Regions from separate parts of the Mus musculus genome. Here regions 1 and 2 are each linked to region 3. The links are chromatin contacts, found by Hi-C or POLR2A ChIA-PET in ENCODE. All regions are on one chromosome and are shown on one strand. Each heading gives the region's core, a stretch centred on a gene start or an enhancer-like site at or near the end of the contact. The rest is flanking DNA. Distances are from core to core; before and after follow the strand shown. Region 1 holds the start of Hsp90b1 (heat shock protein 90, beta (Grp94), member 1). Region 2 holds the start of Cry1 (cryptochrome 1 (photolyase-like)). Region 3 holds the start of Prdm4 (PR domain containing 4).

Region 1 (4,795 bases), core at 739-3,238, 790 kb after region 3:
TTACCTCTTTATTTTTATACAAAGAATTGATGATAAGTTTCATCATCCTGTTCACTTCAGCTTGGAAGGCGAACTTTTCAGATTTTTCTCTAAGTTCTCTTATCTGTGATGCGTTTAACCCATCCAACTGAATAGCTTCTTCCTCTCTAAGGAAATCAAATTAGATAAGCAAATACTCAGCTTCATTTTTCTCAGTCTCTAGTCAGGACACAGACTGGCCTCTGCAGACCTTCTTGTTAAAAGAGCACTCACATACCAGCTCACTCTCATCACAGAATGGGCTGTGCTTAATGCTCGGCTGGAAATAGTTCCTAAAATTCCCAGAAAAATACATCTGGCTTCCCTCTACTGAAAAGCAAGTCATGACTTGTGTACGCTTGCACAGTGAACACTTTAGTACCGTCACTAATTCCTAGAAGGCCAAAATTGAAAATATACCTCACCGATTGAAAAGCCCTTTTCTTAAAAGTTAAAGGCATAAAAGTTCTATTTTTCATAGTACTAACTTCACACAGACAAAACCAATCAAGTGTCCTGTCAGGTCTTAGAAAGTTGGAAGCACAAGCTGAGTGGGCTACATCACCACTGGTTTTCTGGTTTTAGATGCTGAGGCTTATCCCTAGCACTTTCCTTCCTGAATCAGCAGTCACTCCCAGGAGCAGACTGCTAGGAGCTTTTGCCTGCAGATAAATGGGCACTCCTAAGATCTTCTCTGGTTATTTTGTATCATTAGCAACATTTTGGGCACTGGACCTTGTAATCTGAATGGAGAAACACCAACAGCCACTCTGCCCCACTAACTTGCAGAGCTTATCAACATAGCTTCAAATGCACCGACCTCTGCACAACTTCATCATCTGTCCTTGAGCCTTCTCGGCTTTTACCCAGGTCCTCTTCCACTGTGCCATCCACGTCGACTTCATCATCAGCTCTGACGAACCCTGGGGAGAAAGGTTACAACTCTCCACACTATTGCTTCCTCTCCTTCGCATAAAAAGCCATATCAACGGGGGCAAGAGTTAACACAATTCAGTAAGTAAATACAAGCTGTTGAGATGGAAGAATTATGTACTGACGTCAATAACCAATGTCAAGGTAAGTTTGCACGCTAAAGTTTAAATATGAATGCTCAAGACCCCCGTTGACTCTGGAAGGCCAGGCAGCCATCACGTGTGTCTATCCTAGGCAGTGAGAGAGGCCCCCGTCTACACCCACACGTGTTGCGCACAGCTGAGAGGAGGTCTCTACACTGGCCAAGCCAAAACTTGGGCCTCACTTAGTTATCACAGGTCAGAATGCAAACAGGGTTTGTGCAACTTCTGTTGAGGGGAACTGAAATCCGGCCCAAAGGGGAAGACATGTCAAGGACAGCTCTTGAAGCACATCGGAATCAGATATTGGGCCACCGCCACGACGCTGGCCCGAGGGCCCACGCTCGCGAGTCGGGCGTTAGAAAACAGAAACGCGCTCCGGGAGTAGAGGGCAGGGGCTGGGGGTCCTCAGGCTCTGGTGGCCAAAGGTCGGACCTGATCACAAAAGTCCTTAGGGAGGGGTTCCAGGAAGGCTTCCCCCGGGAGTAGAGTCCGAGAGACCGCGCCCCGTCAGCGAGACTTCGGGGAGCGCTCTAGCACCATCCGCAGGGTATTTATTTAAATGCCCGGTCTCCAAGTCGCCTTTTCCCAGAGGCCTCAGGGAAAGCATCATCACCCAAGTCTCCTTCGAGGGAACGAGATGGTCCCTGAAACCCCTGTAGGCCACCCGGCGTCCCCAACCCAGGTTCAACGCCCCAAGAACGTTCGAGAAGCGGCCACACAGGAAGGGGAGGGCGCCCACTGCCGCCCGGTCACTCACCGAAGGTCAGCAGGACACAGCAGAGGCCCAACACCCACAGGACCCTCATGGTGCGTGGCCGGCGAGTCGCAAGTCCTTTTCGGTCTCAGGAGCCGCCTCCACCCCCCCAATCCCGAGTCTAAGCTCCTCACACCTCCAGCAGCGCGGTCCGCCCACTAAGCCGCGCGCAGGTCGGGCCGCTTTTCACCCCACTGCTTGCGGGCGGGGGACGGGAAACACGAACTCACCAATCGTGCCTCACCACGCACTCTCTGCACCCAATGGAGACGCATGGGGGGGGACCGCAGCCCGCCAATCGGAACTGTCCAGGTGCGGTGCCCGATGCCCGAAGCGTGGCTCCTTGCGATTGGGCTTGTCCAGCGGCTTTCCTCCAATCAGATGGCTCCGCGGGCCCTCACACACCGGGCCACCCTTTGGCCTGGGAAGCCTTGGTCCCTGAGGAAAACCGTCCAATGAACGTAGGCGCATAGCACGTCTGTCCATTCCTAGAGGTCCCGGGGAACCACTTCCGGCTTCTAGCGAACGTTTAGTCCGTGACTAGGGGAAACGGTAGCCAAGACAATGCGTCCTTTACCCTTTTCTCGTCTACGACGCGGGTCACGTTACGAGTCCTTTCAGCGCTACGTTCGCCGTCACCTTTCTTTTGGGCGTTTCTTTTCGCAAAAGAGAAATTTGTGAGGGGTTGAATATCCGGAATGCGTTTGGATGGTGGTGAGAAACTACAGTTTCCGGCATGCAACGCACTAATCTCATGAATGCTGGGAATTGTAGTCTCTGGCATCTAAGCCAGTTGCGTAGCTTGGCCCTTGCTTACTCCAATCTTGTGTCCGCGGGAAATGTCTCTGAGTGATTATAGGATTTCCACCTCATTCAGATTGCAGAATAGATCTGTGCTTGTTCTAGGACTCTAATGCACACAGTTTTCAGAGGCGGACCTGAAAAGCAGCCCCGCGTAGCCCTAGTCTCACCGTGTCAGAGGGTCAGCCCTGGATTCTGGGCTGGTGGTAGCACCCGGGTTTCCACGTCCGCTTTCTTGCGCGTCACTCAGGGTCCCTAGAGCCTTCAGTTACACTTGGCGTTGCGCTGCTCGCATTTCCTGTCCTCTCTGGTTTGGTTTGCAGTAGAGGGTGGCAGGGGCTCTCCAACCCCGAAGGAAACAAGGACCCAAGTTCCTTTGACATCCCCATAAATATCAAAGAATGACTGGGCAATCTAGAGCCTCTTTTGTGAATCAGCCAGAGAGCGCGGTGGTGAAGTCCAGGCTAGCATAGAACAGGAAAGAACTTATGCAGATACTTGAAAGCAAAAGCCGCAGAGCTTGCAAAACAGCCTGGATTGTGGCTTTGTAACTTCATAGAAACACCTTTCCGCCTTCCGAAAGATAGCAAAAGAGGCTCTTTCTGGTGAGGGAAGTCCCTAAGGCCAGCTTGTACGTTCCGAAATGTTTTCTAAGCTCTTTAGCCTCATTTTAACCAATTTTCCACCAGCACGCTTGCCTGCCTCTAACACATCCATTCCATCACCGCTTTCTCCAAGAAAATTCGAGTTGTTTTTTTTTTTTAGGCAATCCAGGTTCCCGAAGGCAAGCTTTTCAGTGACAATGTCATAGTCCCTTTGACAACTTCAAGAATTTAGACTTGTAGAACTTGAATCTGTGGTTTGGTGTTTACATAATGTGGTGATGGCTTATTTACATCTGTCTGATTTACCTACATTTGCCAAAGCATACAGAAATGTAAGACGAAGGCCTTATGCCTCTGTGCTTGTGTTTGTTGTTTAGAGCATACCAGGATCTTATTTATTTGTGCTTTTGGAAAAAGATGGCCATTTCTGCGTATGACAGCCCATCATCCACTTTCTTTCTTTCTTACTCTCTTTCTTTCTTTCTTTCTTTCTTTCTTCCTTTCTTTTTTTTTTTTATCGAGCAAGTAAGCAAGTATTGTGAAACTGTGACTGCATCTTAACTGGCCAGTGGGAGGTAGATCGGGCTGCACCTGGGAGGAACTGAGAATGAGATTTGTCCTCCAAAATAAAGCTGGTGGGTTTTTGGTTTTGTTCTTTTTTTTTTTTTTTTTTTTGGGGGGGGGGGGTAGAAGTTTCTGCAGATGATGGTCCCCAGATAGAAAGGAGAGAGAGAGAGAATCAGAGAGAGAGAATCTACTTCCAGACTGGCAGAAGATGGTCAGTCCTTATCTGACTTGCTGGCCAAGCTCCCTGGAAAATACATGGCTTTCAGCTGAGGAGAGATGGCTTAGTGGATAAAATGATTGCCCCACTTGAACTATGACCGGAATTAGGGTTTTCAGCACTCACATAACATTAGATACTGGTCTAACCCATGCTGGGGGTAGGGTGGTTTTGCTAGAGACAGATATGGCTCCCTGGCCAGACAGCATAGCCAAGATGACAAACTCCAGGTTCACTAAGAGGATAGAGGAACACACACACACACACACACACACACACACATGTTTCTTGAATTCCTAGTGTTTTCCCGTGTTCCCTTCTTCAGACTTTGACCAGTCACTGATCTCTAGGGTCAGTCTGCTCTGTCTTTCCCTCAGCACTGATCCTCCATAGGGTTATTAAGCTCCCCACCTTTGAATCTGATTCTCTTGCTTCCTAGTGAGCTACCCTGTGGGTGCTGGGAACTGACCCCTGATTATCTGCAAGAGCAAATGTTCTTATCCACTGAGCCATTTCTCCAAGGATGCTTTAAAAAAAAAGTTTTAATTTTTATTGGTTTAGACATGGTCTTTTTGTATGTATCCCTGGGTGTCTTGGACCTTACTTTGTAGGCCAGGCTGGCCTCCTCTTGCCTCTGCCTCCCAAATGCTGAGACTAAAGGGGTGGGCTGCCACTCCCAGCTAGTTTCTCTCTCTCTCTCTCTCTCTCTCTCTCTCTCTCTCTCTCTCTCTCTAACACTATGTTTATGACCACTACT
Region 2 (4,443 bases), core at 1,337-3,836, 730 kb before region 3:
TACAGAGAAACCCTGTCTCAAAAAAAAAGAAAAAAAACAACAACAACATCAACAACAACAACAAAAAAAAAACAAAACAAACCAAAAAACAACCAAACAATAACAACAAAACCCCTCACAGTTTAATAGCTATTCATGGAGGTTTTCTGACAAAAACCTTCCAGTAAGTTTTAATCACCTCTGTGCCCACTGAGATACCCTCCTGACTCCCCAGGACTAAGTCACCACTAACCTGCTCTCCATCCCTGTGTACTTGCCCATTGTGGATAGTTCATATAAGCACAATCATCAAGTATGAAGTTTTATGACAGCTTCTTTCAGCTAACATGCTCTCATGGTTCACCTACACATTTCATGGCATTTATCAGTATCTCATTCCTTCATGGCCAAGCAAGTAACTGGTGCATGGATACACACAACAGGAGGCCCATTAATCAGCCGGTTGGCACGAGGGCTGTTTTCACCTGTTGACTGTGATAATACAGCTCTTTTTGTTCCGCTCAACCCCACAACCAACTTGCCGGCACATCCACACAAGCCATTCTCCAAGCTTGCACCCGGAAATGAACGTCTCCTAAGCGGTGTCCACACTTCTTATCCAGCTTCAATGCCCGATCAGTCACGTTCTCAGAATCCCAACCAAAGAAGGTTTTTTTTCTAACTTACGTTAGATGACATCACTTCTCTGCTAATACCCTTGTACTGCAGTCATTTCCACTCTCCTGGGGTAAAGTCACAGACCTTAGTGACGGCGCATAAAGCTCTAGAATCTGGCCCCCGTTACAACTATAACTTCATCACCTAGTACTTTCCCCCAGAGGTTTTGCTCGTCATTCTGGCTGGCTGTTCCTTCCAAAGATCAAACCCATTCTCACCTCAGGACCTTTCCCTGGAATGTTCTTCCCTTAGACAGCTGCATCCCATGTCTTCAAATCGGCGACCACTTTCTCCACACATCCTAGCTGTGGTAACTTCCAGTGAGCTACATCCCCAGCTAATTAACATTGTTTTAAATTGTGTCCCCATCCCTATTCCTGTTTACCTCGTCTTTTCTTTGCAACACGTCTCATCTCCAAAAGGACTACATACGTATTTTTTTCTTGGACATATGCCTGAAGAGGGCAGACTTCTCGTTCACAGCTCTATCCCTCATATCCAAAGACACGGCTGGCACATAAGCTATCAATATTATCTGCTGAACTAATGCTTTCGTTTCATTCCGCCACACAATCGTCTATCCTGTTTTCCCAGGCACAGCTCACAAAATGTCCGGAGGATTTCTTCCAGTCGCAATTCCCTAGAAGGATTATACTTTGCCTCGAAAGAAAAACTGTGCTTTGTCTTGTCAACCACAAGGAGGAGTTGAGAGAGAGAGTTGGGAAACCAGCTAATTCTTTCCCTTGCTTTTCCTCCTCTAACCTCAAGGGGGAAGAAAGCTGGATCCGGAGCCCGCTATAATAAATGAATGGTTTTTCTCCACACTATGAGTTACCTAGACACACACGTCAACATTAAAGATTACAACCCTTTCGGAGGCCTAAGATATCAAGGCCATTATGATCTGGGAGTGTTTAATTCTCCTCCTAGTTATTTCTCGCAAATCAGGGAAGGCGTTCCCATCAACACAGACACATAACTTACCGGTAAAAGCTAAAGTGTTTCAGGGTCGTCAATAATCTCTACTACTAAGTCTGTACTATTTAATATTGACCACATCTACAATTCTTTAACGATGTAGGCAATTCGGTCCCTGGACTAAAACCAAATCTCAGATCTGACACTAACGCATCGACACCCGACTCGCGCACACCGCGATCGATTGATTTCCCAAGCGCTTCGGACTCACCGCCACCTGTTGATGCCCACGTTGGAAGAGCCGGCGAACCAGGGGTCGAGGATATAGACGCAGCGGATGGTGTCGGCGCCCTGGATGCACTCCTTCAGGGCGGGGTTGTCGTGGAGCCGGAGTCCCTTTCGGAACCAGTGCACGGCGTTCACCCCCATGCTCGGGGCGCGGCGGGTCACCCCGACTTCCTCTACCGAGAGCTTCAAGGGAGGGAAGCCGGGCTCATAACCGACACCTGCGCTTCCAAGAAAACCTCCTCACCCGAGGAGTGGGGAAAGGGCTGCAGAGAGGGGACGGGAGGAGGCGACGCCGAGGCGGGGCGCGGAGGTGGCGAGCGCGCAGCTGGCAGATGAATGGAGGCTGCCGAGGCGCCGGGATCCACGCGCGACGTCCTTCAGGAGCCCGCGCCCAGCGTCCGGAGGACACGCATACCTTCCAGGGCCTGAGACCCCCGGAGCGCAAGCGAGCGCGCGGGGCCCGAGCCGCCACGACGGCCCGAGCTGGTCGCAGCAGCCCCGGGAGGCTCGTCACGGAAACCTCGCCCAACCGAGGCGACCCGCGAGGAGACGGTGGCGCGCCCGAGGCGGCCTCCACGAACGGACACGAGCTCACGCGGCCTCCGCGCGACGCGGCCTGTGCGTCCCGGAGTGGGCAGCGAGCTCGGAGAGCGCGGGCTAGAGCTCCAGGCCGCGGGACGCTCGCCTGCCGGTCACCGGTCCCGAGGCTGCCCGGGTGACTCCGCCGCGTCAGCGGCCTCCGCCCCGCCCCCGGCTTCTCATTGGGCGGCATGCACCCCACGTGACCACCGGCACCTCACGTTTCTGAAGTGTGTTTACTACACTGGCTCAGACCCCCGCGTGCGCCGCCGCGCCCGGTGCTTCGGGACCGGTTGCGATCGCTGGGCGCTCACGACCTGAGTTCTCGCGTGGGATCCGGACTCGCAGCCTCTGCGGGTCTCCTGAGCCCCAGGCCGCTCGCGGGGGCCACAGGCCGCGAGAAGGGGGAGGAGGCATAGTTCTGCTCCCGGGGCCGGGAGCCGCCTCCATTGGCCGAGGCTCGCGGGGACCCGGATGAGCACGGGGCTGCGGGGAGCTCGCGGGCGCGCGCTCTGCCGGGCACGGCGCGCGTGCGCTGCGCTCTCGCGGTGGAAGAGAAGAGGCTAGGACGCGGGAGCGCGCCCAGGGCTCTTCCTATGGGTTGTGTGGAAGGTCTGAAGCCAGTTCCGTGTGCCCTGAGAGTTATTGCTGGGCTGGGTGAGAGGCAACCGAGGCACAGTCCTGCCTCTCACCCAGCTTCAATCAGGTGTTAATCGGAGTCCCCTGCTCTGAAAGGAGCAGAAATCACGCCGTTAGCCTTTTTTACTGTTTGGGGCGGGCACCTTTGCCCAAGCTCTGGAGAAGACAGGTCCGATCTCAGATATTCAGCATTTCATAATACTGTAGATACATCGTCAATTTATCAACTCTAATCTATTACATGAAGTGTAGTTTAGAAGGTATTTTGATTAGGTTTTTGGGCTTTTTGCTTTGCTTTTTTTTTTTTTTTTTTTTTTTTTCTTCAACTGAAGTTAAATGGGAAGAGGAACCTTAATTGTAGTAAAGACTTCCATCAGGTTGCCTGTAGGGAAGTCTGGGCACTTTCTTGATTAATGAGTGATGTGGAAGGACCCGACCAGTGTGTGTGGCGCCACCATTAGGCTGGTAGCCCTAGGCGGGTTGTATATGGAAGCAGGCTGAGGAAGCCACAGGGAACCAAAACGGCTTTCCTCCATGGCTTCTGCTTCAGCCCTCTATCTCCAGGTTTCTGCTTTGAATTTCTGCCCTGACTTCTCCCCACGATGGATTATTAACTGTAAACGGCAACAAACCCCTTCCTTCCTGGCCAAGTTGCTTTTGCTCATGATGTTTTATCAAAGCAATTGAAGTCTAATGAGAACACAGGGCCACATGTGCATCTTTACCAGACTTCCTAGCCATAACCTACAGGCCATGCCTTAGACATACAATGCCCTTTTTGTTGAGACGGGGTCTCGCGGAGCCCTGGCTTACCTTGAACCTGCTGTGTAACTGAAGATGGCTCTTGGTTTTGCTCTTATCCCTGAGTCCTAGCATCACCTATGTGCATATATTCATCCAGGGTTATTTATGTATTTATTTATGGAGACAGTATATCATTAAGCATCTAGGCTGCCCTTAACTCACTTTGCAGCTCAGGAAAGCCTCAAAGTGAGCTTTGGATACCCCTTGCCTCAGCTTCAGGAACACCTGGTGTCCTAGGCCGGTGCATCCAGGGCCAGAATAGCAGCCGCTTATTGAATGAAGCAGGTGTGTTCCAAAGAGATGACATGCAAACCTAACCACAAAACCCCAGCCCCCTAGTGGAGTTTATTATCTGTTTCTTATTCTTTATATGTGCTGGGTTTTCCTCTGATAGAGGAATGCTCTTTGGGATCTACATTAACCTTTGAACTACTAAAGTATGTCTCCTCATACTGTAGCTTCAGACCCAAATAAAAGGCTCCCTAATTTTTGAAAATATTCTTTACCTCTAGTACAAATATAGCGTCTCCTGCCTCCTGGGGCCCTCCAAGCACATGT
Region 3 (4,671 bases), core at 1,379-3,878:
TGGACTTGGAATCACATAGGCACACGCTTCTGAGTGTGTCTATGAGGGTGATTCCACCTACATTCAATGGGGTAGGATCCTGTATTAGGTAAAGTGAGGAAGCAAACCCATGCCCACGTTCCTCTCCGCTTCCAGATTATAGGCTGCCACATGACTGCCTCCCCCACCAGGATGGGCTTCATCAAAGTAAACGGTCTTCTCTTAGGTGGCTTCTTGTCATGGATTTTGTCATAGCAACCACACTGCTGATCGACTTTGTTATTCTTCTTTAATTAACATACATGTACACGGGTTGAAAGGGCTGTGGATGTATTTAGTGGTCAGGAGGTAGTTCTCAACTTCCACGTTGGTGAGGCGGGGTCCCTCTTGTTGCTGTGACCGCCTGTATCCAACTCCCATCTCCCAGAGGACTGCTAGAATTACAGATGCACATTCCTGCATATAGCTTTTTTATGTGAGCGATCGAACTGGAATTGCCAGCCTCCCTACATAGCTGCTTTTATTCACTGGGCCATTTCCCCAGCCCTGGGATGGTACCTTAGTCCCCTTTTAACGATAAGAAAGCCTAGATTTTGAGGTTTAAAACAAAAAAACCACCAACCCCCCTGCTCCCCCCCAACACACACCAAGTTTAAAATCACCTAACTAGTCAGGGGTACAGCTGAGTTTTGAAGTCAAACCTAATTTAAGATTTCCACTCTCTTAGCCTAGAAACAAATTACAAACAAAACTGTTCTTGCTTTTTTTCCGAGTCCTGTTTACATTACAACCTGGCTTAACTGTGGGGTATAAAGTTTTTCACAGACCTATTTCTAGAATTACACTCCATCTATATGGTAATCATAAAACTAGCTTTTGGACATCAACTACATCCAAAAAAATGTTCAAGCCACGCCCACTCATCACCCAGAGAGACAGCTAGAACCACATGGAAAATGAGGTACACTATCTGAAGGACCAAAGATCAACAAAAGGATGTTACTTCTCACGAAGAATGGAAACTCTGTGTAACCTAAAGAAGCCACTGCTACTTTAGCAAAGTCTCTAGGCCCCAGCTAGTTTAAAACAGACTTCTCTAAATTCTCCCACCTGCAACCATACCTAAAATACAACCATCACTGGAACCACAAGGCCTAAATACAACATACAGATTACAGTAACTTATTAGAGCAGAGTTAAGTGTGTGGCTTCACCTCCTATTCTTAAAGCTCCTGAACGTCTATACAATGTCATCATCAATAATAACTCGTGTGAAATTCTGGACCTTCTCACACCCGTTCAAACAAGACTTTAGTAACAGAGGCTCAGCAGATTTCTGTTTGATGTGAGTCCCCAAAACGTGATGGCCTCAACAGCCATAAACCAAAGGTCACAAGTACTCAAAGACAGAAGACACCAGGAAGGAATGCTGCACACAGTGACTCCCAAGGGACCTTCCCCTTCAACAAGGCACAGCCATTCTACCAACCTCATATCACCGTCCTAAGAAGGCCTAAAGGATACTGAGTTCTTTCTGTCTTGTCACTGTGTCTTCTGCCAATTATTCTTAGCTGTTTTTATGTTTCTAACTGACCGAAGTTGATCAATTGTTGGTTGCAAACCTCGCGCTGTTTTCTGGAAATGACATTTAAGAAACTAACAGGAATACAGCCACTTTACAAAATGCATCAACCAGCTCCAATAATTTCAGTCAATACGTTTTCTCTTCCCCGCTATATTGACAGCCTTTTAAAAGCTTTTGGGGGCGGGGGGGGGGGGAACCCAGCTAAATACTGCTCCGTCTTTACTACTCCGCTAACACAGTACCTTCTAGTTCAGGAGACTTGCACAATTTAAAAACTTCACCTCCGCACTCCACCATCCCTGGCTACAGTAACCCGCAAACCCCCAAAGGTGAAGAACTATGATACTACAGTAACATTCCAAATTAAAATAGCGAAAGCTAAAATACGACAGGAAAGAGGTGCCAAGCAGCTAACAATGTACGGCTACTCAGAACAATCACCCCAGGAACCAACTAGTACTCTGGATATTTCTATTGGGTTCAGGTGCTCAAATCCATTTACGCGTCACACGTGTGGCCCGAAGGCACCCAAACAAAGACTGAGTCTCCGGCGGCGTCCGCCCCGCTCCCTCGGCCCTGCCTTGGGGACCTGCCCTGCTCACCTGCACGTCCAGGGCAGGGGGCCGGCGGCTGCTAGGTGCGCGATGGGGCCGGTGTCACGTGCTACCACATCCCGCCGGTGGCCGCGCCTCCCCGCACTGCCCGACGTCTCCGAGGGCCGGCGGCTGCGCTCCGCGGCGAGGGCCCGGCATGCTGGGCGGCGCCCGGGGCTGTTTTCCCAGAAGCGCTGGCAGCCGGACTGGCCGACCTGGAAGAAGAGAAGAGCGATCAGCCGTGGCCTTTCCCTGCCCCGGGCCGCTCGAGCCCGCCCCGCCGCGTCGCCCACCTGAGGCCCGCGCTGGGGAGCACTGGCCCGGCCGCCTGGCTCGTCATCGGGCCGAACGTCGGCCCGGACGCTCCTGCCTCCCGGGACCCCGCGCCCGGTTTACAGCTCTCCTAACATTTCCCGCCCGGCCCCGCCCGGTCAGGCCCGCCGCCTTCACGGGGCCGCACCCTCGGGGGCGCCTTTCCGGCTTCTCAGCCACTCCGGGCCCGTTTCCGGCTTCCCAGCCACTCTGCGTCCGTGCTACCTGCCTACGGCCTGCGCTCCGACCCGCTCTTCCGGGGATACGCACCGCCCCCTCTCTGCGTGTGGAGAACCGCAGAGCCCCGGGAGTGGGCGGGCTTAGAGACGCTCCACCCAGAGTGTTGCAGCTCAGCTGGGTGCCGATCCAATCGAGGGCCGAATAATCGCTCCGCCGTTGCTAGGAGACCAGAACTGATACACGTGCTAGGGGTGCGTTCTGAACTCCAACGTTCTCCAGACTCTGCTTTTCTGTCCAGATGGCATGGCCTCAAGTAGGGAAGCATGAATCCACATAACACAACGTTTTTAAATATAGGATTGGGCCAGACGGCGGTGTGGCCCAGGAGTAATCGGGTTTCGATTCTGAAACTCTTTTACCCTGTGTGAAGTTTCCCTGCTCCCACATCATAAAAGATGATGTTGGGATTTGTGCAGGTGTTTTTCTTCTCTCTTTGCCTTCCCGTCCCTTCTGCACGGACAGGCACAGTGCTTACTTAGAATAATCATTGGAACCACAACATCTGCTCGGTAGCCAACTTTTGACATAATGTTTATTCATATGAGTGGGTGGGTGGATGTGAAAGCAAATGTGCATGTGTAAAAGAAGTTAGAGAACAACTTACACTCTCTTTCCCACATGTGGGTACCAGGGACTAAAGAGCCTTACCCTCTTTGCCACCTTGTCAGTCTATTTATGGCAATATCCCATACCCCACAATTCACTAATCATACCTAAGTATTTACCCAATACAGAAACATATACATGTGTGTATGTATGTATGTATGTACAAAGACATATGTACTAAGTTCCTTGCAACTTTGTTAATGATCTGTCATCAACCAATAAAGAGTTGCACTGAATCACCGTTGTGGAGCCCTAGGCAGCAATAAAAAGTAACAAGCTATTTGCATGTAGGTAGACCTCTAGAAGCTTTCTACACTGAGCAAAAAAACATCAGAAACAAAAGACTAGAAGTCTGTATAAAATTCTAGAAAAGGCCAAGACTTTACTAACAGCTCTGATGGATGTTGGAAGTTAGTGATAGGTGAAGAGATGAAATTGCCTATATAGAAAGACAGACATGAGGGACCATTTTGGATAATGGTTACATGCCTGTATATGTTTATAAAGATTGATCAAATAGTAAAGATTGGTGAGTTTTGTCATGTGTAAAAATGCATTTAAAAAGTAAGAGGTGGGGCATAGTGGTGCACACGAGTACTACCAATACTTGAGGATACTAAGGCAGGAAGGTCAGAAATTCAAGGTCATTCTGGTTTACATAGTAAGTTCTAGACAGACCTGGCATCTTTATAAAGACAATATTTAATTAGGGCTGGCTTATCCGTTCAGAGGTTCAGTCCATTATTATCAAGGTGGGAACATGGCAGCATCCAGGCAGGCATGGTGCAGGAGGAGCTGAGAGTTCTACATCTTCAACTGAAGGCTGCTAGGAGAATACTGGCGTCCAAGCAGGTAGAATAAGGGTCTTAAAGCCACACCCACAGTGACACACCTACTCCCAACAAAGCCACACCTCCAAATAGTGACATTCCCTGTGCCAAGCATATTCAAACCACCACACCGGGCTACAGAAGATGTAGCCCAGCATGTAATGATACTTCCTATATAAGCCTAATGACCTGAATTTTGATCCCTGGAACCCACCCAAAGTTAGTGAAAGTAGAGAGTCAACTCTACAAAGTTGTCCTCTAATCTCCACATGTGTGCCATGGTACATGTGCCCACACACATCATGTGCCCCCACACATCATATGCCCACACACATCATGTGCCCATATACATCATGTACCCACACAATACTTTCTTTAATTTTAAATAGTTTACAAGATGGCTCAGCAGATAATGACACTTGCTTCCAAGCCTAGCAATTTCAGTTCCTAGAACTCTCTTAGTGGATAGAGAGAACCAACTCAGAAGTTGTGCTCAGAACTCCAAATGCGTGGCATGACACATATG

What was found. A loop is a pair of places that touch in the nucleus more often than their neighbours do. ChIA-PET counts read pairs that join two places held with the same protein, here RNA polymerase II (POLR2A).
Region 1: a map of heart shows a loop between it and region 3 (2.3-fold over the local background). The contact joins the promoter of Hsp90b1 here to the promoter of Prdm4 in region 3. A Hi-C loop is called at or near these places in 2 of 37 maps with a recorded cell type or tissue (heart and left cerebral cortex).
Region 2: a map of gastrocnemius shows a loop between it and region 3 (4-fold over the local background). The contact joins the promoter of Cry1 here to the promoter of Prdm4 in region 3. A Hi-C loop is called at or near these places in 2 of 37 maps with a recorded cell type or tissue (T-helper 2 cell and gastrocnemius). POLR2A ChIA-PET finds 5 or more read pairs at or near these places in 1 of 5 experiments (Patski).

What each region holds. Positions count from the first base shown.
Region 1 is chr10:86,703,456-86,708,250 of GRCm38, forward strand. It overlaps Hsp90b1 (heat shock protein 90, beta (Grp94), member 1), which reads right to left and starts at 1,989. Exons shown (of 18, transcript NM_011631.1): 1 at 1,852-1,989; 2 at 839-941; 3 at 5-146. The coding sequence starts at 1,900. Ttc41 (tetratricopeptide repeat domain 41) reads left to right here and starts at 2,356. Exons shown (of 16, transcript NM_001003910.2): 1 at 2,356-2,562.
Region 2 is chr10:85,182,468-85,186,910 of GRCm38, forward strand. It overlaps Cry1 (cryptochrome 1 (photolyase-like)), which reads right to left and starts at 2,587. Exons shown (of 13, transcript NM_007771.3): 1 at 1,847-2,587. The coding sequence starts at 2,004.
Region 3 is chr10:85,914,358-85,919,028 of GRCm38, forward strand. Prdm4 (PR domain containing 4) reads right to left here and starts at 2,629. Exons shown (of 12, transcript NM_001302886.1): 1 at 2,451-2,629; 2 at 2,167-2,372.